Linked DNA regions of Homo sapiens: region 2 is linked to region 1. The links are chromatin loops, found by intact Hi-C in ENCODE. Cell type or tissue: chondrocyte. All regions are shown on one strand. Links, peaks and the distances in the headings refer to the core of each region. The heading gives the core; the rest is flanking DNA.

Region 1 (10,550 bases), core at 1,258-9,257:
TCCACTTCAAACAGCGGGTAGGGTTCCATCTCTACTTGCCCCAGCCCTTCTGTGCAACCTGGAGACGCTGCAGGCCTGGCAGGGGCCACCCCGTCTAAAGGAGTCACACTGTCAGGGAGACCGAACCGCTGGTCACTCTCCCCAGCGGGTGGCTGGCCTGGTGGTCCCTGGCCCAGGTGGCTGCTGGGGGCCGTCCCTGAGATGGCCTCTCCAGCTCCCCCATATCTCAAAAGCAGCTTTGTGGGAGTGCCAATTCTCCAGCAGAGTCTCTGAGGGGGGTTTTGGAGAAGACCTGGACCAGGCAGATGGTGAATCTCTCTTCCAGGGAGTGAGGCCGAGCAGGGGCCGTGCGACATGGCCCACCTTGTTTTATGCCCCCCCTTTTTTTTTTTGAGAAAGGGTCTGGCTCAGTTGCCAAGGTTGCAATGTAGTGGCACAATCATGGCTCACTGCAGCCTCCACCTCCCAGGCTCAGTCCCCGAGTAGCTGGAATTACAGACGCACACCACCATGTCTGGCTAATTTTTGTATTTTTAGTAGAGACGAGGTTTTGCCATGTTGCCCAGGCTGGTCTCTAACCCTTGGGCTCAAGGGATCCTCCTGCCTCAGCCTCCCAAAGTGCTGGGGTTACAGGCATGAGCCACCTCACCTCGCCCTGCCTGGTTTTTATTAGATGGAAGAGAAGCTGGGCCAGGTGTGGTGGCTCACGCCTGTAATCCCAGCACTTTGGGAGGCCGAGGCGGGCAGATCACTTGAGGTCAGGAGTTTGAGGCCAACATGATGAAACCCCATCTCTACTAAAAATACAAAAATATTAGTCGGGCATGGTGGCGGGCGCCTGTAGTCCCAGCTACTTGGGAGGCTGAGGCAGGAGAATCTCTTGAACCCGGGAGGCGGAGGCTTCAGTGAGCCGAGATTGAGCCACTGCACTCCAGCCTGGGTGACAGAGCGAGACTCCATCTCAAAAAAAAAAAAAAAAAAAAAAGTTTCAGGAGGGATGGTCTCTGCCACCTTCTTCTCCGCCACCGTCTGAGGCCCCTGCTGTGGGATAGGGAGGGGCATCCAAGCAAGAGGGCAGCCCTGGGCTCTTCCTCCTGACAGGGCAGCACATCAGAGCCACATGGGGTGCCTTTCAAAATGAAACCGAGGTGCCTGGGCTGCGGCACCACATCTGCCTCGGTGGGTGTGGGTGGGGCCTGTAACCTACTCCGTCCTGGGGCCAGGTGTCAGGGACCTTCCCAGCATGTGCAGGGGAAGACAGTCCACACAAAGTGGGTGTGTCTGCCGGAGGCTACACACGGGCTGTGGTCTGTGCCTGGGCAGGCGAGCAGCCGCTCACTGGGATGTTTCTGTTGCACGTACCCATGTCGGGCTGCTGGCAGGGAGCTGAGAGGTTACTGCAGGCGGGGCCCCTGCTGGAACTGGGGACTGTGACGAGGGTTTTTTAGGAAGGGTTTCAGGAGGGGAGGTCTCGGTAACCCTGAGTACTTTCTTGGGGCTGTGATGAGCAGGAGAAGAGAGGTGGGAGGTGCTCAGGACGATGACCTTAAGCCCCTGGGGAGTTGCAGCGTCGCTCAGGACAGCAGGTGCACCTGCAGCTGCCCCTCTTCCCTCCAGGAGGCACAGGAGTTGGAGGTGATTGGTGTCACAGCCCCCCAGAGCCTGCCCTTGAACCCGAGCCTGGGGCAGCACACAGTGTGGAGGTCATGTGGCAAACACCAGTGGGTGGGTAGAGCTTGCCACAGGGATGGGCCCATCTCTCTCCCTCCTTATCCCAGATCACCGCAGACCTGCTGTCCAACGGCATCGACGTGTACCCCCAGAAGGAATTTGATGAGGACTCGGAGGACCGGCTGGTGAACGAGAAGTTCCGGGTGAGTGGATCCACTAGGATGTTGTTCCCAGGGGACCCCCAGTTCCTGCTGAAGGGTGGGTTGGGGGTTTGGAGGACCTTAAGCCATGAAATTATATTCTTGGGGCCAGAGGGCACTGAGCCCAGGTGTCTGTACCCAGTGCTGTCAGGCTGAGGCTCTCGTTTTTGGGGGACCCCAGGCTCAGGGCAGCTCCTCCCGGGGGCCCAGGGGAGGGAATTGCCTTCCCGCACATGTGTAACCAATACCGTCTGCCCGTTCCCCAGGAGATGATCCCATTTGCTGTGGTGGGCAGTGACCACGAGTACCAGGTCAACGGCAAGAGGATCCTTGGGAGGAAGACCAAGTGGGGTACCATCGAAGGTACTCGCCGCAGGCGCCGGGGCTCCAGACAGATGGGAAGACAGTCTCTTCTGCTGACCCAGAGCCTGTGGGCCACGCCTGAGCCAGGGACTCGTGGAACCTCATCCACTGCCTTGCCCCACCCAGAGGGAGGGGTCTCCTTGTCCCCATTCAACCCTTGGGAAAGTGAGAGGGCAAGTGGCCTGTGCAGATGCCTCCACCCCAGACCTCCCCCCGGGCAGGGAAAGATTCAGGGAGACAGGAGCTGGGATGGGGGCCGCCAAGTTCTGGATCCTGGTGCAGGCTCTTTCATAGGCACCTGTGTGGCCCTGGACAAATCGCCCAACCTCTCTGGGCCTAGAAAAGGGGTGGGCTGTAGCTCTGTGAGCCAGATGGACCCTCGGCCCCTTACCCTGCTGAAGTTCCTGGGACCCTCACACCTTAGTCTCTTGAGTGGCTGTTGTAACCAATTAGCACAAACGAGGGGACTTAAAACAACACAAACGTATTTTCACAGTTCCAGAGGCCAGAGGTCCGAAATCAGGGGCTGTTTCCTTCTGAGGCCCTGAGGACCAGCCTCATCCATGCCTTCCTCCTTCTGGTGGCGCCTGGCATTCCTAGTTGTATTGTAAAGGCATCACATGCTCTAATCTCTGCCCCATTGTCACAGGGCCTTCTTCCCTGTGTCTCTGTCCCGTCCCTCCTCTTCCTTTTTTTTTTTTTTTTTTTTTGTTTGAGACGGAGTCTCGTTCTGTCACCCAGGCTGGAGTGCAGTGTTGCAATCTCAGCTCACTGCAACCTCTGCCTCCTGGGTTCAAGTAATTCTCCTGCCTCAGCCTCCCGAGTATCTGGGATTACAGTCACGTACCACCCACCTGACTTAATTTTTGTATTTTTAGTAGAGACAGGATTTCGCCATGTTGGCCAGGCTGGTCTTAAACTCCTGACCTCAGGTGATCTGCCCACCTTGCTTGGCCTCCCAAAGTGCTGGGATTACAGGAATGAGCCACCGAGCCTGCCCTCTTTCCTTCTTGTCTTTGGACAAGGATGCCTGTCTTTGGACTTAGGGCCTACCCTAAGTGGATGATCCCATTTGGAGATCCTTAATGAATCTATAAAGAAAGACGTTTTCCAAGTAAGGTCACAATCATGGGTTCCAAGGCCTGGACCTTGACCATGTCTTTGAATGGATGGGAGCCCCTGGGGGGCCACAGTTCAACCCACTCCTGGCGGTGACACCCCGGGAGGGATGGGCCCGAACGTTTCCTTCCCCTTCCTCTCTCTGTCCCTTCATTTCTCATTAGAATGGAAGAGGGGAAGGTGCAGAGGGAAATGCAGCAGGAAAAGCCACTTTGTTCTGGGAGAGCACTTGGCTGAAAGGCCCAGTAGAGCAGGAAGCACAAGTCTCTTAATCTTCCAGGGCCTCAGTTTTCATCATCCACAAAGTGGGTGCAGTGTGCCAAGATTTTAGTGAGTTGAGAGACTGTCCCAAAGACCACAGAGCTTTTTGGGAAGCTGTTGCTCTAAAAAAATGGTCATAATGACAATTACCAGGAGGCATCAGACACTCCTGTGCCACTGGCTAGACATGGGTTATCTCGTTTCATGTCCGAAGCTCCCCGCACCCACCCTCCTTGCAGAGTTGAAGAGGTGCTGTGAGCAGAAAACCTGCCAAGGGACCCAGAACGGGAGGCGGCTCTAGAATCTACAGCTCCAGCCCTGCACCAGACTCCCTCGAGATGGGAGTTCATGCCTGGAGGAGGGTGTGGAGAGGCACACGGGCCTTTCCCCTGTCTGCACTCCTCCCCTACCACCACCCCTGCCGGGCCCACCCTGCGGGAGCTGCCCAGCTGGGTGCAGCCTGGGTGTTTTCCAGTATCCGCCTGTGGTGTCAGGCTGGCTTGCCTCCCCTTGGCCCCTCTGCCTGCAGTTCCTCTCTTCCTCTCTGCCCAAAGAGTTCTTGCTGTTTAGGAAACTTTTTATGAAAGGCAGGTTTGGGAGAGTTAGGGATGGATGGGCCTGGGACGGGCCGGCGGCTTTGCTATGGGCGTGCCTCTGCTGCACCCTGGTGGCCAACCTTGAGTACCGCAGGTGGCCGGTGACAGAAACTGTCAGGAAATGCACAAGAGAGAGGTCCCCGCACCTCTCTGACCTGTGCGTTGTTGAGCACCACTGGCTCCAGCTGAGGAAGAGTCTGGAACCTGTCAGGACAGTTGTGAGGTGGTGGGGCCCACTTTCCAGCAGTCTTATATGAGGACCCTGGAAATGTGCCTTCAGCACTGCTGGGTTTTTATATCAGGGGCCCCATGAGTTCATAGCTGACCTGACACCCGGACTAGTAAGGGCTGTGCCTTGTTCTTGCCTCCCACTTGGTGAACAGCATCTTGAGGTATCTTTCCCATCCTTAGAAACCACCCCAAGTATTGTCAATAGAAATGTGGGGTGTAATTGATCACGCCATGAACTCATTTAATCCTCATGTCCCTGAGAGGCGGGTGACGTTATTATCCACATTTTATGGATGAGGAAACTGAGGGAATGAGAGTAACTTGCCCGAGCCAGGGAGTGGCGATCACACACTCCAACTCCAGCCTGAGAGCCCCATTCTTCCTGCCGGCTCTCGCTGCCCGTCAGTGTTAGATGAGAGTGCTGCTGGTCAGTCTGCAGGAGGTTCTAGTGTGGACACCGCCCTACACAGGGCCGTGGCAGGAGGGCCTAGGCAAAGGCAACCGGCATAGCACTGAGAGCACTTGAGGGCTGGGCAAGGTGGAGGCCCCGGCCCTGCCTGCTGGCCTACCAAGTAAAAACTAGACATTTTTAACTTGGGGAAAAGCCATGTGGCTCTGCGATGGGGCAGCCTGGAGCCAGGTGTATGGGTTCTGCATCCCGCTCCAGCCTTATGCACTGTGGAGCTGAGACAGACACAGTTCTTGCGTTCTCTATGCCTCATTTTCTTTTCTTTTCTTTTTCTTTTTCTTTTTTTTTTTTTTTGAGACGAAGTTTCACTCTTTTGCCCAGGCTGGAGTGCCGTGGCGTGATCTTGGCTCACCACAACCTCCACCTCCTGGGTTCCAGTGATTCTCCTGCCTCAGCCTCCTGAGTAGCTGGGATTACAGGCGCCTGGTACCAGGCCTGGCTAATTTTTGTATTTTTAACAGAGACGAGATTTCATCATGTTGGCCAGGCTGGTCTCGAACTCCTGACCTCGTGATCCACCCACCTCAGCCTCCCAAAGTGCTGGGATTGCAGACGTGAGCCGTGGTGCCCAGCGTCTACGCCCCATTTTCGTAAGATAATGGGGATAACAAAGGAATCACAAGAGACACTTGCAGGTGTGTGAAGACGAAGTTCATCACATGGGAGGGCACCGGGTGTCTTTATTTGCCTTCCCTGCCCGGCTCCCCACCTCCAGTGATGCCGTTCACTGCCCTCCTTGTTAAAAGGCCTTCTGTTATATAACAGTTACACATGCCAGGCACCGCGTGTTCATATAGGAGTTACGAAGCACAGCAATAAAATGACCACTCTGAGATGGCCACCAGCTCGAGCCCGAGGGCACTTGTGGGTGCCCGTGGTCTCCTGCCCAGTCTCCCTGAGAAGTGGCCACTGTCCCGAGCTTGGGCTTGTATGTATTGTGTGAAGTGCACATGTCCCTGAGCAATGTTTAGCATTGCTGATTCTTGAGCTTGTGAATGGTCGTCCACAGTACGTAGCCCCTGTGTGTGTCCCTGTGTGTGTGTGCTCTGAGCGCACACAAGGTGGATGGGGCCGTGGGGGTAACACCCTGTGGGCCACAGGTTTTCTTTAAAATCCCAGCTCCGATTCCTGCTTCATCCCATTCCCAGCAGCCCAGCCCCCTGCCTGTCTTCAGGCCCCTGCTGGGACGTCCTGCTCTCCCTGGTCACCCCAGTGGTGCGGGGGCCCACTGCCCTGGCTTCTCCACTGTGGCTTCCTTCCATGCTCCTATTTGGCCTGGTCACTGTGCCATCTCCCATTAGCCAGGAACTTTCTGGAGAGCAGGAGCTGAGCTGTCCAGGAGCAGGAGCTGGTGCTGGTCACTCCAGTATCCCCCAGACTGAGGGCAGTGCCAGGTGTCCTATACTCAGCTGCAGAGCAGGTGGTTCCCCTGCCCTCCTGCCCATGGGGCTGCCCTCAGACTCTGCTTTTGGCACCAGCATTTCTGGGCAGGGGGAGAGAGGTGGGGTCCGGGCAGAGTTTCTCCACTGGGACATTAAAGCCCCTCCTGTCTCCTCTCCTAGTTGAAAACACCACACACTGTGAGTTTGCCTACCTGCGGGACCTTCTCATCAGGTGAGAGACAGGGTGCTTGGGTGGGGCTGACGGCTTCACCCCTAAGAGGGCCCTACAGCGGGTGGGGGCAGTGGGTGTGGGGCCGAAGCCCTGGGCAGAGTGGGTGCCCCCTGCCACCTGCCTGCCCTGCCCTCGGGAAGATCTTGGAAGCCCATCTTCTGAAAAAGAAAACCCACTGGGAAATGAAGCAGGCAGTGAAGATCCTTTTCAACCCCTGCGAAGTTGGCTGGATGGGAAGGCTGAGCTTTGATCCACTGTGGTCTGGCCCGTTAGAGCTGCCCGGTGGCCACTAAGGGCCCAGTGAGGCCTCATGTGCAGGCCCTGCCGGCAGCGTGGGGCGTCTCCAGCTCCGATCCCACTGGCCTCTGACCCCTACCCCTTTCACCTGGCTGAGGCTTCTCCTTGTTTCCCTTGAGTCCAGGCAAGGAGGGGAAGCCCTGATGGAGAGGGTGCTGGGTGGGTGGTCCCTGGAGTGTGGGCCCTGGCCTGGGCAGGTTCTTCCTCAGCAAGCAGCTGGCATGGATGATGGGAATGTTATCAAGAGGAGGGGCCTCCAGGTTGGCGGGGGCAGGGGTGGGGGGATTCCGGGAGCCGTTCTGCCATTGTGGGGATACTGGGCTTTCCAACCTCCCTCCAGATTATTCCTCCTGAGCTGCAGAGGAATGAAAATCCGAGCCCAGGACTTTTTTTTCCTGGGGACAAGGGCAACCCAGCCCTTTGCCCCAGGCCACCTGCCTGCCACAGGCCATAGTCCTGGAGGCCGGTGGTCACCCACTGCTTCCACCCTGCCAGCACCCTGGACACCGGCCTGGAGCAACAATGCTCCAGCCCTGTCCCTCTGAGTCTATGCACTGTCCCTGGGCCCTGGACCCAGGGCCATAGGGTGGACCCAGAGGGAGACACATGCACTGGAATATGTGTGTTCTGACCGAGTCTGGGCTTACCAGGGGGACTGACCCTTCCCCCAAAACGTGTACCAGATCTGGTCCAACATGGTGGGCCTGGGGGACCCCATGGGGAGCCAAGCAGTCGGGATGGGGAGTGGGGGTGGGGGCAGGCGGGCCTGAGTCCGAGGCAGGCCGAGCAGGGCCCCTGCCCCGCTGCCCCCACCCCGCTGCGCCCACCTCACTGACCCGCCCGCCCCCCACCCCCACAGGACGCACATGCAGAACATCAAGGACATCACCAGCAGCATCCACTTCGAGGCGTACCGTGTGAAGCGCCTCAACGAGGGCAGCAGCGCCATGGCCAACGGCATGGAGGAGAAGGAGCCAGAAGCCCCGGAGATGTAGACGCCACCCTGCCCACCCCCGGGATCCTGCCCCCAAGTCATTTCCGTCCCCCCCCAGGCCCTCCCACCACCCCATTTTATTTTATATGATTTTCTCCATTTGTCATCGTTCCCCACCCCTTCGACATGCTGCCAGGAAACAAGGGAAGGGGCCTCCCTCCGAGTGAGTCAGTGATGAGGCCGCGGCCTCCCCGAGGTTGTGGGGAGGCTGCACTGGAGCCACAGGCAGGGGTGAGAGCACCCACTGAATTGACATGACCCTCTGTCCCCAGGCCTGGCTCCCCGAGGGCTCAGAAGAGCAGCTTCGGTGTGCAGATCATCCGTCTGTGTGGGGTTCTCAGTGCCGGAGGCCTTGGGGTGGGGGCCAGGCCTCGCACTTGCAGAGGAGCCCAGTGGGCTGCACGCTCCCCTCCATCCCCATCGGCCCTGTCCCCTGGAGTGTGTCAGAGCCCAGGGGAGAATGCAGCCCACCAGGAGCACCTGGACCCCCTGCCCGCCACATGGTGTGGCCATCACTCAGCCCCTACCCCTGCCCTGCTCCTAAGGGTAGAAAACTCCAGGGTCCCCTGCCACCGACTGCCCAGCCACTCCAAGCCCCCTGGCAGCTGCCCCTCCTGGAGCAGAAAGTGCCTTTATCTCAGCCATCCGCAGACTGCTTGGCCAGATGCGGGGACAGGCTGGAATGAGGGAGGCGTCTTCATCTCCCTGCCATCCCCCTCTCACGCCACCCCCGCCCCCACCGGGCTGCAGGTGCTGCTGATGCGCTGGGATCTGATTGAGGATAAAAAGGAAGGAGAGATGACCCCTACCCCCTCATCCCCCAGTTTTGAAAAGGTCTAAGCAAGTGAGTCTGGTGGAGGAGCTGAGGGAGGGAGCCATGGAAGGTGCCAGAAGGAAGGTTGGCGGGGGCACGTGTGGGCCGTGGCTTGGGCTGGTCAGAGTGGCGTGAGCTGCCCGGCGCCTGCCCTGCCCAAGTGACCAGGGAAGTGTGTGTGTGTCCATGTGTATGCGTGTCCGTCTGTCTGTCTAGTGTCTGGGTTTGGCCCAAGACTGGGCTGTAGTTACATTAATGCCCAGCCAGCCACCCCTGCCACTCACCCTTCCTGGCCCAGGCCTTGCTGACTCTCTGAGCTGGGGAGGTGGGAGGCCAGGCGAGCCTGACTCTGTTGATCTACCCGTGCCTGGGCCCCTCCCCTCAGAGCCCATGGTAACGAACCCCTAGAAAGGAGAGAACGGGCGTCAGGGGTGCACAGTCCACAGCTGAAGAGCAAGGTTTCGTGGCAGCACGGCCCGGCCCCTCACCCTCTGTCCCCACGAGGGGACCCATGGGGGCTGTCTTTGCAGGGCACAGATGACCAAAGTCCCTTCCTGCTTCCTGTTACCTGTCTTGCTCCTGGGGAGAAAGAGGGGCCTGATGAGACTCCACTCAGGTGCACACATCACCAGGTGCATCTGCAGGCACCGGGCTGGCTGCTTGCAGCCAGGAGAAGGTCAGCGAGAAGGAGTGTATGAGTGTGAGTGTGTGTGCATGGAAGTTGGGGCACTGGGCGTCTGACTCCCTCCCCACCCAAGAGAGGAAGGACCCCTCACCACCCCCACTGGTGAGACAGTTTACTTTGCCAACTTGCCATGTTTTTGCCAAAACCAAGATTTTGAAGGAAATGAGTGGCCAGCGCCAGGGCCCAGGCCATGTGGCCTGCCCAGCCTCAATGTCACTTGGTGGCGGGGTGGGGTGGGGGTGGGCAGCAGCATCCCAGCCTTGAGATGCTTCACTTTCCTTCTCTGTAACCAGACTTTGAAAAATTGTTCGTTTCATCAGGCTCTGTTCCTCAATGGCCTTTTGCTACGTGCCTCCCGAGAAATTTGTCTTTTTGTATAAATGACAAAGTGTTGAAAATGTATTTCCTGAAATAAATGTTTCAAATGCAGAAACCCAGAAGGCTCCTGAGTGAGAATGTTTTTTCTGCCCCTGAAGTGCAGTTCTTTGGGCCTCGGGACAGGTTGGGGTCAGCTGCAGGTGGGCAAGAAGCATGGGCAAGAAAAGGTAGGCCGGGCGCGGTGGCTCACGCCTGTAATCCCAGCACTTTGGGAGACTGAGGCAGTTGGATCACAAGGTGAGGAATTTGAGACCAGCCTGGCCAATATGGTGAAACCCCGTTTCTACTAAAAATACGAAAATTAGCTGGGCATGGTGGTGGGCGCCTGTAGTCCCAGCCACTCGGGAGGCTGAGGCAGAAGAATCGCTTGAACCCCGGGAGGTAGAGGTTGCAGTGAGCCAAGATCATGCCACTGCACTCCAGCCTGGGCGACAGAGCAAGATGCCATCTCAAAAAAAAAAAAAAAAGAAAAGGTAAGGCCAGGTCAGATCTCGAATTCAGACTCCCAAGATTTGAAACTAACAAACTCCCTGAGAACTTATAATTCCAGAGCACTGTGAAGAGTGAGAATAGCATCAAGGCGATTGCTGGGGCGTTGTTTAATCTACCTGGGGTAAAAGTTCCCAGGGCTTGAGAAGCACTCAGCGGAGATGACTGAAAAGTGAATGGCAGATCTGAACGCTTTCATTAAAGTGGGGGATCTGAAGGGCGTCCACAGGGGGCGCTGTGAGCTGCTTCTAGTTAGTGTATCCTTGAAAATAACTTTTTCTGTTTTATTTTTTGAGACAGGGTCTTGCTCTGTAACCCAGGTTGGAGTGCGGCGGCACGATCACAGCTCACTGCAGCCTCTACCTTCCA
Region 2 (10,550 bases), core at 932-8,931, 240 kb before region 1:
TCTTTGAGACTTCCTCATTGACGTGGATATTTAGAGGTGTACTGTTCAATTTCCAAGTGTTTAGAGATTTTCCTGTAGTCTTTCTGTTACTGATTTTTTTTTTTTTTTTTTGAAACAGAGTCTCACTCTGTCACCCAGGCTGAAGTGCAGTGGCACCATCACAGCTCAACCCCACCCCCCATCAGCAGTCTTGGCCCCACAATCCCTAGGCTCAAGCAATTCTCGTGCTTCAGCCTCCCAAGTAGTTGGGACTACAGGCATGTGCCACCACACCCGGCTATTTTTTGTAACTTTAGTAGAGTCGGGGTTTCACCATGTTGGCCAGGCTGGTCTCAAACTCCTGACCTCAAGTCATCCACATCACTTCTGGCCTCCGTAGTTTCAGATGAGATAATTTGAACTGGTGTCCCTATAGGTAATGTGTTGTTTCTCTGGCTGTTCTGAGGAGATTTTTTGTCTTTAGTTTTCAGAAGTTTAATGATGATATCTCAGTGTAGATTTCTTTGGCTTCTTCTGTTTGAAGTTCAGTTTCCTGAATCTGTAAGCTTATGTCTTTTACCAGATTTGGAAAGTTTTCAGCCATTATTTCTTCAAATACTCCTTCAGCCTCACTCTCTTCTCCTCCTTAGCCCCTATGATGTGAGTGTCAGATTTGTTTGTTATGGTCCCATTGGATGTGGACGTTCTGTTTATTTCTTATCCGTCTATTTTCTCCCTGTGGTTCAGACTGGGTACTTTGGATTGATCTGTCCCCAGATTCACTGATTCTGTCGTCTGTCATTTCCACTCTACAACTGAGCCCATCAGGGAGTTTTTAAAATTTCTGCAATGACATTTTTCAGTTCTGTAATTTCCATTTGGTTCTTTCTAAATACCCACTATTTCTTTGCTGAGAATTTCTATATTTTCATTTGTTTCAAGAGAATTTGCAATTGCTTGTTGAATTTTTTATTTTTATGTGTTTTTTTTGATGGTTGCTTTAAAATCCTGGTCACATGGCTGGGCGCAGTGGCTCATGCCTGTAATTCCAGCACTTTGGGAGGCCGAGGAGGGTGGATCACTTGAGGTCAGCAGTTCGAGGCCAGCCTGGCTAACATAGTGAAAGCCTGTCTTTATTAAAAATACAAAAATTAGCCGGGTATGATGGCACATGCCTGTAATCCCAGCTACTCAGGAGGCTGAGGCAGGAGAATCGCTTGAACTCAGGAAGCAGAGGTTGCAGTGAGCTGAGATCGCACCACTGCACTCCAGCCTGTGTGACAGAGTAAGACTGTCTCCAAAAAAAAAAAAAAAAGAGTAAAATCCTGGGCACGTAACTCCAACGTCTGATTCATCTCAGGGTTCAGTTGACGGTCTTCCCACTCACATTGTGATTTTCGTAGTTCTTGGTGGGATGAGTGAATTTCACCATATCCTGGACATTGTGGCTATTAGGTGAGGAGACTTCAGGTCCTGTTTGCATTTTTTACTTTGGTAGCAGCGGCCCTGCTTAGGTTTAGCACCCAGGTCTTGGGCTACTTTTGGGGGCTGTGGTTCCAATGAAAATCTGATTTGCAGAGCCTCTGCCGTGCTATAGAGGTCAGCTCGGCTTGTGTGGTGCTGCTTAAGGAGGCAGAAGGAGCTTTCCCAGGCTGGACATTCATTGCCTCCAGGTGGGAGAAGGGAGTCTCCCGCTCACAGGGACAGACAGGCCTTCTGCTTGTGGTGGGCTTTCTCCCTGCCATCAACGTCTCCCCCTCTCTCTGCTGTGCCATGATTTTGGGTGGGGGAGTGGAATTTCAGGTCCAGTGAGGAGGAAAGGGTTAACCCTGGCCAATAATTAGCAGGAGGGTGCTGGGCCAACCCCTTTGGTGGTTCTGCCTGGCTTGCTTGGTGGGTTTTTTGTTGTTCATTTTTTTTTTTTTTTTTTTGAGTTTGTCGCCCAGCCTGGAGTGCAATGGCGCAACCTTGGCTCATTGCAACCTCTGCCTCCCAGGTTCAAGCGATTCTCCTGCCTCAGCCTCCTGAGTAGCTGGGACCACAGGCACCCACCACCACGCCCGGCTAATTTTTGTATTTTTAGTAGAGGCGGGGTTTCACCATGTTGGCCAGGCTGGTCTCAAACTCCTGACTTCGGGTGATCCACCCGCCTCAGCCTCCCAAAGTGCTGGGATCACAGGTGTGAGCCACTGTGCCCAGCTTTTTTTTTTTTTTTTTTTACAGGTCTTACTCTGTTGCCCACGCTGGAGTACAGTGGTGCGATCATAACTCACTGCAGCCTTGATCTCCTGGGCTCAAGTGATCCTCCCACCTCAGCCTCCTGAGTAGCTGGGACTGTACGCAGCTGCCACTATGCCCGGCTAATTTTTAAGTTTTCTTTGTAGAGACAGGGTCTGCTGGGTTACCCAGGCTGGTATCAAATCCCTGGTCTCAAGAGATCCTCCTGTCTTGAAGCGCTGGGATTACAGCTGTGAGCAATCGGGCCCAGCCTTGCCTAGTGTGTTGGGGCGACTTGCCTTTAATCTAGGAGAGAAAGGAGCCTACTTGGCTGCCTTCTGTTGCTAGGTCGGGAGTTGGGAAATGCACGCCTGGGCGGGTCCTGTATTGGGTGGGGGTGAGGGGTGTCATAATGCCCTGTTGATAAATATTCCTGACCCAGCCTTGGGGTCCTTTACCAGCTCTCCTGCTCCTTCCACCTCAGGGCCCTCTTAGGGTTGCCTCTTACATTCTTTCCAGGGCTTAGCAGACAGGAACAGGGAGGGTCGGGTTTAGGCCATCTTACCCAGACCGGAAGTCTCTAAGTGTTTGATTGAGTGTTTGTTTGAAGAAAGTGATGAACCCAGGACCTCGAGCCAGGAAGATTTTTCCCGGTGAAAAGCAGAGGGATTGACTCACGCTCGGTTCTGAGTTCCAGGCCTGACTCCAGGGCTCACCAGCTTCTTCCACAACCCGCACAACTTGAACGCTTGGTAGCATCTCCACGCAGCAGTGGGCACCCTGGCTTCTGGAGGAGCCCAGGCTGCATTTACCCCTCCATGGTGCATCTCATAGGATCAACTGGACCCGCGAAAGGCACTGGCTGCGGAAAAGCAGCCAACTGCTCCCCAGCGAAGGGGATGGCCGGAAGCGAGGAGAGGGAGAAGCCCCAGCAGAGACCCCAGGAGGAAAAGACCCCACAACGGGGCCACTGGGAACCCATGATGTTGGTTACCAATGTGATTGGAGGTTCGGAACGACGGACGTGTGGCCCTGAAGTGGGAAACAGAAAAGCTGAAGGGCGAGACCTGGGAGGGAGCCCCCCACCCCCGCGGACTCCAGAGACCCAACCTTCCTTCCCTGCGCTCCGGCCGGACGTTCTCCCTGCCCCTGTGGCCGAGCCTGGTAAGTTCGCAGCAAACAGGAGTTTGGGGCTTTACAAGCCTCCAGAGGGGTCCATGGGCATTTGGGTAGATTGTTATACTGCCCCTGGCAGGAGGGCAAGGCCCTTCATGGGAGCCATAAGCTGGAGACCTAACAGAGCTCGCAGCTCGGCCACAGGGCTCTGTTCCAGGGGCATTGGCCACTGGCTTCCAGTACCTGTTCAGCCTCCCAGCTCCTTGTTGCCTGGAATCTCCACCACTGATCAGCGTGTAAACACCTATGTGGGGGACACGGGGGCAGGGGGGTCCAGGAAGGCAACTTTTGGGGGATAGGGTGGGAAGAAAGAGGGACCTCAGAGGCCAGTTCTTCCCCATCCTACTCTATTTCCTCCTGTAACCATGGGAAATGTCTTTCTGTGCCCGATCCTGTATGGGGTGCGGATGGGGCACACAGATGAATCAGACCCGGCCCCCTCTTTGTGCCAATTCATAAGCACTTCATCCACGGCTCAGCCCTGTGAAAGAGCTCCTCGGGCCCAGGAATGCAATACAGTGAGAACACTTTCCGGTCTTGCCTCCAGGTGACGATTCAGCACACAGGAAGGTGGCCCTGCCCAGGGCCAAGCTCTCTCTCAGTTGGCACCTGGCCAGGTGAGGGGGCTGCTCCCTGTCACAGAATAGGAAGCTGAGGCCCGTGGGGCCTCATAGGCACACAGCATGGGGCGGCAGACTGGGCCTCCTGACCGTCAGCGCTGTGAGGCCGATCTTCTTGCCCACTGCGGAGGCTCAGCCCCTCCCCTGCCCTCCAGGCCTGTCCTGCAACCACTCCACCTCTGCTGCTGGGGCCTGTGTGTGTCCCCCAGCTCCTCCTGCTGGGGCCTGTCTGTGGCTCCTGGAAGGTGTGACCCGGGTCACCTGTGGGCAGAGGCCTCACTCACACCCCCGGCCTCTCATGTTGCCATCCAGCTCTGTCCTGCTCTCCCTCCCCCAGTGGGGGTTTAAGCTCCTCGTGGGCTGCCTCCCCGACCCCGGCGCCCTCTGTCTCCACGGAAGCCTGTCATTTCCGAGGCCTGAGTCACCACTGGCTGGTTGCAGCCGGGTCAGCGTGCCACCCGGCACGAGGCACAGACATGAGCTACTGGGTCCTGCACCCTGTGGTTAGGAGCTCAGAGGCCTCTTTCTAGGGGACGTTGCCAGTGAATAAGTCTTTCAGGGCAGAGGCAGGGTGGAGAAGAACCACTCCTCTATTCCCTTACCCTCCCACACCAGGAATCGCTGGGCTCCCTGTGACCAGGGACTTTCCCAGATGCCTGGGATTTTGGATGAAGCTGGAAAGCAGAGAATGCCCATGTGCCTACTCAGTGCAGACAGGGTGCCCGACGTGCCTACTCAGTGCAGACACGGTGCCCGACGTGCCTACTCAGTGCAGACACGGTGCCCGACGTGCCTACTCAGTGCAGACAGGGTGCCCGACGTGCCTGCTCAGTGCAGACAGGGTGCCCGACGTGCCTGCTCAGTGCAGACAGGGTGCCCGACGTGCCTGCTCAGTGCAGACAGGGTGCCCGACGTGCCTGCTCAGTGCAGACAGGGTGCCCGACGTGTCTGCTCAGTGCAGACAGGGTGCCTGACGTGTCAATGTTGGACATCTCAAAAGGTGGCATACGGTCCCAGCAGAGAGCTGCAGTGGGGTTACGGGCACAGACCGGGAAGCATGCTGCTGCCAGGAACTGAATTTGGGCTCCCCTGCAGAGAAGCTGTGAGACCTCAAGCAGGGGACTTAAGCTCTCTGTGCTTCTGTTTCCTCATCTGTGAAATGGGTGCTAGAGGAACTGTGATGAGGTGTCAGTGAATCTGCAGCATAAAGCCCAGAGCCAAAGCCACTTGCAAACGAGGGCTCATATCAGAGGGGCTTGCTGGAGGCAAGTTTTGAGGAATAGAGATGGGACTGTGAAGGGACTCAAGCCAGGATAGGGGGCCCCCCGAGCACCCCTGGCAAAGGAGCCTCTGCTGGTGGTTTTCTGAACTCGAGTCCTGGCCCCAGGCAGAAGTGGGGAGCTTTCTTGGGAGGGCTTGGCCACCTCGGCTGGGGCTGGGTGCAGAGAGGCAGCAGCCCTGCCCCTGGAGCCTTCTGAAGGGTGGCTGGAGCTGCCTGGGCAGGTCACCCTCCACATTTCCAGCGTTTCCCAGGGAAGGGTGCTCGAAGTTGCCATGCAACACCAGGAGGGTAGGTTCAGGTGGGAGGCTCATGAAGGGCTCGCTGCCTGGATGGCACTGAACCACAAGGACCAGCAGCTGGGGTGGGTGGGGCTGCCTGGGGGAGGGGTGCCCTGGAGGATGTCCTTTGCAGGGGATGGGAGAGAGGAGGCATGTATGAGGGTGGAGGGGAGCAAGGAGGTAGAAGGGCTGATCCCTACTACTGCCCCCTGCAGCTTGCCATCAGATGTGAGACGGAAGTTTTGACTTAGACTGGTTTGGTTATTTTAATATGGGACAGCAAGCCTGGATTGGCCAAGATGAGATGGTTCATTTGCTGAAGCTAGATGAACAGCTTTGGGAACTGCCTAAGTTGTTAACCAAAGTGATGAAGGAGGCCCATAGGGTATGAGGGAAGGCCAGAATGGAATCCATCCCCATCACCTCCTCCATCCCCATCACCTCCCCACTTCCTTCATCCCCATCACCTCCTCCATCCCCATTACTTCCTCCATCCTCACCTCCTTCATCCCCATCACTTCCTCCATCCTCATCACCTCCCCATCTCCTTCATCCCCATCACCTCCTCCATTCCCATCATCTCCTCCATTTTATCACCTCCCCCATCCCCATCACCTCCTCCATCCTCATCACCTCCTCCATTCCCATCATCGCCTTCATTCTATCACCTCCTCCATTCCCATCACCTCCCCACCTCCTTCATCTCCATCACCTCCTCCCCATCTCCATCACCTCCTGTCACCTCCTCCATCCCATCATCTCCCCACCTCCTCCATCCCCATCACCTCCATCCTCATCATCTCCTCCATTCCCATCACCTCCTCCATTCTATCACCTCCTCCACCTCCACATCCTGAGCCACTTCCCCTCAGCTTCATTTCCTGAAACAGCCCCTCCTCACCCTCTCCAGCTTCCTTTCCTTCACCTTACCATGCTCCTTTCTGGAAGGCACCACTCCAAACCGTCTCCTTGGAAAAGCAACTTCAGCCCCAGTGCCTGTCCCTGCTACACCCAACGTTCCTGTCTGGAAAAGAGTTGCTCTTTATTCAGCACGTGAGTTCCTGACCCCCAGATAAGGGCCAGTGCAGCCGGGGAGGGAAGCATTAGTGCTGCCGGGTGGAAGGTGGACGGCGCCTGGATCCAGACCCAGCAGTGCTCATGGGGCCAGGCCTGGTGCTCGTTCTTTCTCAGTCCTTAACGCCACCTTGCAAGGTGGGGATTGTCCTCCCATCTGGCCATGAAGAGCTGAAGCAGAGAGGTGCAGTCGCTCATCTGCGCTCACTGGTCAGTGGGTCGCTGCGTCCCCAGAGGCCCCTGGGCAGGGTGGGCGCTGCGTCCCCAGAGGCCCCTGGGCAGGGTGGACGCCTCTGCAGGTGCCCGCACAGGGGCTTTCTCCTTCACTTGGCCACACTCAGCCTTTGATCTGAAACAATGAAAGCCCCTGAGTCACTGGTCCTTCCCGAGCCCGTGTGTGGCCCACAGCAAGGAGCTGCCTGTCCCAAGTTCGGGGGGTTTCTTTGGCTTACGCGGATACTGTATGTGAGTGTTGGCAGAGCAGCGTGAGCCTCGGCCTGCAAACTCAGGACGGCACCAAGCCCCATCGCCTTGGTATCTTCCAGGTGGACCCTCAGCCTGCTGAGTGGACAGGAAACCATCTGTCATTTAGGGTTCCTGCTCCCAACTCCCCCCAACAGCTGTCACCACCACCGTGGTTGTGCAAAGGTCCCAGGCCTTTCAGAGTGGGCCCTGATCACTGTCCATCCTGGCCGGGTCTGCTGAAACAAACATGGTCACAATCTCGTGGTACTTTCTGCCTCGTGGCTCTGTGTCCACACTGGAGAGACTAGGACCCAATCCTGGGGCCCCTCCCACAGGCGCCATATGGCTATTCCCCTCAGAGACGCACCAGGCCAGCCCCACTGCCCTCAGGACCAACCTCCAACTTCTCCTCGGCTTGGGATCTCCGGTTTCTCTCTTTGTCAAGGCACCCTGATATGGTTCGGCTCTGTTCCCACCCAAATCTCATCTCGATTTGTATCCCCACGTGTCAAGGGAGGGACCTGTAATCCCCATGTGTCGAGGGAGGGAGGTGATTGGATTATGGGGGCGGTTCCCCCATGCTGTTCTCAGGACGGTGAGTGAGTGAGTTCTCACGACATCTGGTGGTTTTATAAGTGTTTGGCAAGTTCCTTCGCTCACTCTTCTCTCTCCTGCCACCTTGTGAAGGAGGTATTTGCTTCCCCTTCACCTTCCGCCATGACTGTAAGTTTCCTGAGGCCTTCCCAGCCATGCAAAACTGTGAGTCAATTAAACCTCTTTCCCGGCCGGGCGTGATGGCTCATGCCTGTAATCCCAGCACTTTGGGAGGCCGAGGCAGGTGGATCACTTGAGGTCAGGAGTTCGAGACCAGCCTGGCCAACATAGAAACCCCATCTCTACTAAAAATACAAAAAATTAGCTGAGTGTGGTGGCGGGCGCCTGTAATTCCAGCTACTCAGGAGGCTGAGGCAGGAGAATCACTGGAACCCAGAAGACGGAGGTTGCGGTGAGCCAAGATCATGCCATTGCACTCCAGCCTGGGCAACAAGAGGGAAACTCCATCTCAAAATAAATAAATAAATAAAAATAAAAACAAAAGACCCCTTTCCATTATAAATTACCCAGTCTCAGGGAATTTCTTTATAGCAGCATGAGAATGGACTAAGATACACCCCTCCTTCATCCGCCATGTGCAGCCGGCGAGCACAGCTCTTCTGAAGAGACAGGAGGTACCCACGTCTCACATCAGCTTCTGCCCTGTGCCCTGCACAAAATCCCTGACATCTTAGAATACGGCCTGGGAAAATATGGAGGGTATGAATAAATCAGAATCTTGAGAATCATCCCCGTGCAGGGGCCTTCTGCAGCCAGGTGGCCCCTGGGGGCTATGGGTGTCCCCTGGAGGGAGCAAGGGAATGGTCTGCCTTGGGGACAGTAAGGCAGTGCAGTTATGGGACTGCCAAGGTTGGTCTCTTCTAGGGCTCTTCGGCCTCTGGTGGGTTCCCGTGTTTGTAGGGGCTGCTCAGAGGGACCATAGCTGGGGTAGAGCGAGATGCCCCAGGAACAATGATCTCCAGCTGTCGCAGCTGTTAAATGGACATTTATGAAAACAAACCATCAGCGCCATCAGGAGCCAGGATTGTCCCTTCTTTCTATTCTGCAGGAGCGTGCATCACCTGTGAGCTTTGGATCACCGAGACTGTGGGTCCTGACCCATTATTCATGCATTTGTAGAATTTCCTGGGGGCCACAGAAACTGGCCTGAGGACCATACTTGCCAATCCTCAGTGCCCAGAGAACGAGGTGAACAAGTAATCCTGCTCCTTTTATCTTTTTGAGACGGAATCTCGCTCTATCACCCAGGCTGGAGTGTGGTAGCATGGTCTCACCACAACCTCCGCCTCCCAGGTTCAAGTGATTCTCCTGCCTCAGCCTCCCGAGTAGCTGGTACTACAGGCTCCCGCCACCACACCCAGCAAATTTTTGAATTTTTAGTAGAGATGGGGTTTCACCGTGTTGGCCAGGCTGGTCTGGAAGTCCTGACCTCAAGTAATCTGCCTGCCTCGGCCTCCCAAAGTGCTGGGATTACAGGTGTGAGCCACTGCACCCGGCCTGTTTCATCTATATTGTTCTTTACCACACTCTCGGTGACATCAGCCAACTAACTTATTCTCTCTTCAATGTATCCAGCCAACTACATTCTGTCTGTTGGCTTCTTAATTTCAATAATTACACCTTTTGCACACAGACCACAACAGGGTGAAAAATGTAATATATAAATACTAAAATGTAAAGCTTTTTTTTTTTTTTTTTTTTTGAGACAGGGTCTCACTCTGTCACCCAGGCTGAAGTGCAGTGGTACAATCATAGCTCACTACAACCTCAAACTTCTGGGATCCAATGATTCTCCTGCCTCAGCCTCCCAAGTAGCTGAGACTACAGGTATGCATCAACCACACCCAGCTAATTTTAAATTTTTTTTTGTAGAGATGAGGTCTCACTTTGTCACCCAGGCTGATCTCAAACTCCTGGGCTCAAGCAATCTGCCCACCTTGGCCTCCCAAAGTGCTGGGAATACAGGTGTAAGCCACCATGCCTGGCCCATGAAAAACATTTTTTAAAAAGAGAATATAAAAAAATTTTAGAAGGAAGAAAAAACTAAAATAAATAAAAATCATACCTTTAACTTCCAGGATTTCTCACTGATTATTTTTCGTGACCACCTGTTCTTATTTAAGCCAGTTTTTTTTGTTTTTTTTGTGTTTTTTTTTAGACAGAGTGTCACTCTGTCACCCAGGCTGGAGTGCGGTGGCGTGATCTCGGCTCACTGCAACCTCTGCCTCCCAGGTTCCAGCAGTTCTCCTGCCTCAGCCTCCTGAGTAGCTGGGACTACAGGTGAGCGCCACCGCACCTAGCTAATTTTTTATATTTTTAGTAAAGACGGGGTTTGCACCATATTGACCGGGCTGGTCTCGAACTCCTGACCTCGTGATTTGCCTGCCTGGGCCTCCCAAAATGCTGGGATTATAGGCATGAGCCACTGCGCCTGGCCTTAAGCCAGTTTTGGTTTTACAACTTCTTGTTTTCTTTGATGATCCTAAACATTTTAATTTGAAATCATTTTCAGATTCTTCCGTTATTTCCATTTCACCTGCAATGATTTAAGGGTTGATTTTTCTTAATTGTCTTTATTAGCAGCAGCTTTGCCATGTGGTTGGGGTGAGGTGTGTAGGTTTGTCTTGGGTAAATGCCTCTCTCATTTCAGTCAATCTCTGTCTCTCTTTCTTCCTCTTCCTCTTCCTCTCTCTTTCTCCTCTTTTTTGCTCTCTCTCCCCGCACCTTCTCTCCCCCACTCTCTCCCCCAAATGGTGAGGTCGTGTGTTGTTGGCTCAGAGTTCCCACCTCCCGGGGGCTACTGGGGATTTTGCTGTCCGGGTGCTGAGTCCCTGGGTGCCAGGG

Evidence for each region. A loop is a pair of places that touch in the nucleus more often than their neighbours do. Peaks named below come from ENCODE experiments on the same cell type or tissue, not always from the same donor. Only the 100,000 strongest peaks of a DNase experiment are listed, where the experiment ranks them.
Region 2: a loop joins it to region 1, with 4 times the contacts of the local background. A loop is called at or near these places in 6 of 110 quality-filtered maps.

What each region holds. Positions count from the first base shown.
Region 1 is chr17:77,490,843-77,501,392 of GRCh38, forward strand. SEPTIN9 (septin 9) reads left to right here. Exons shown (of 12, transcript NM_001113491.2): 8 at 1-17; 9 at 1,779-1,874; 10 at 2,138-2,234; 11 at 6,473-6,524; 12 at 7,681-9,751. The coding sequence ends at 7,816. Among named protein-coding and RNA genes, the nearest start is that of MIR4316, 99 kb to the left of the region's middle. RefSeq lists enhancers at 5,585-6,134, 6,135-6,682. In chondrocyte, for the core only: CTCF peaks have their summits at 4,260 (motif pointing left) and 4,474; DNase peaks (open chromatin) are centred at 2,329, 3,979, 7,329, 8,089 and 1 weaker place.
Region 2 is chr17:77,251,162-77,261,711 of GRCh38, forward strand. It overlaps LACAT1 (lung adenocarcinoma-associated transcript 1), which reads left to right and starts at 2,653. Exons shown (of 3, transcript NR_188630.1): 1 at 2,653-3,360; 2 at 6,501-6,605; 3 at 7,172-8,184. RefSeq lists enhancers at 2,965-4,164, 6,412-7,069, 7,070-7,725. In chondrocyte, for the core only: CTCF peaks have their summits at 4,288 and 5,740 (motif pointing left); no DNase peak of the experiment used is centred there.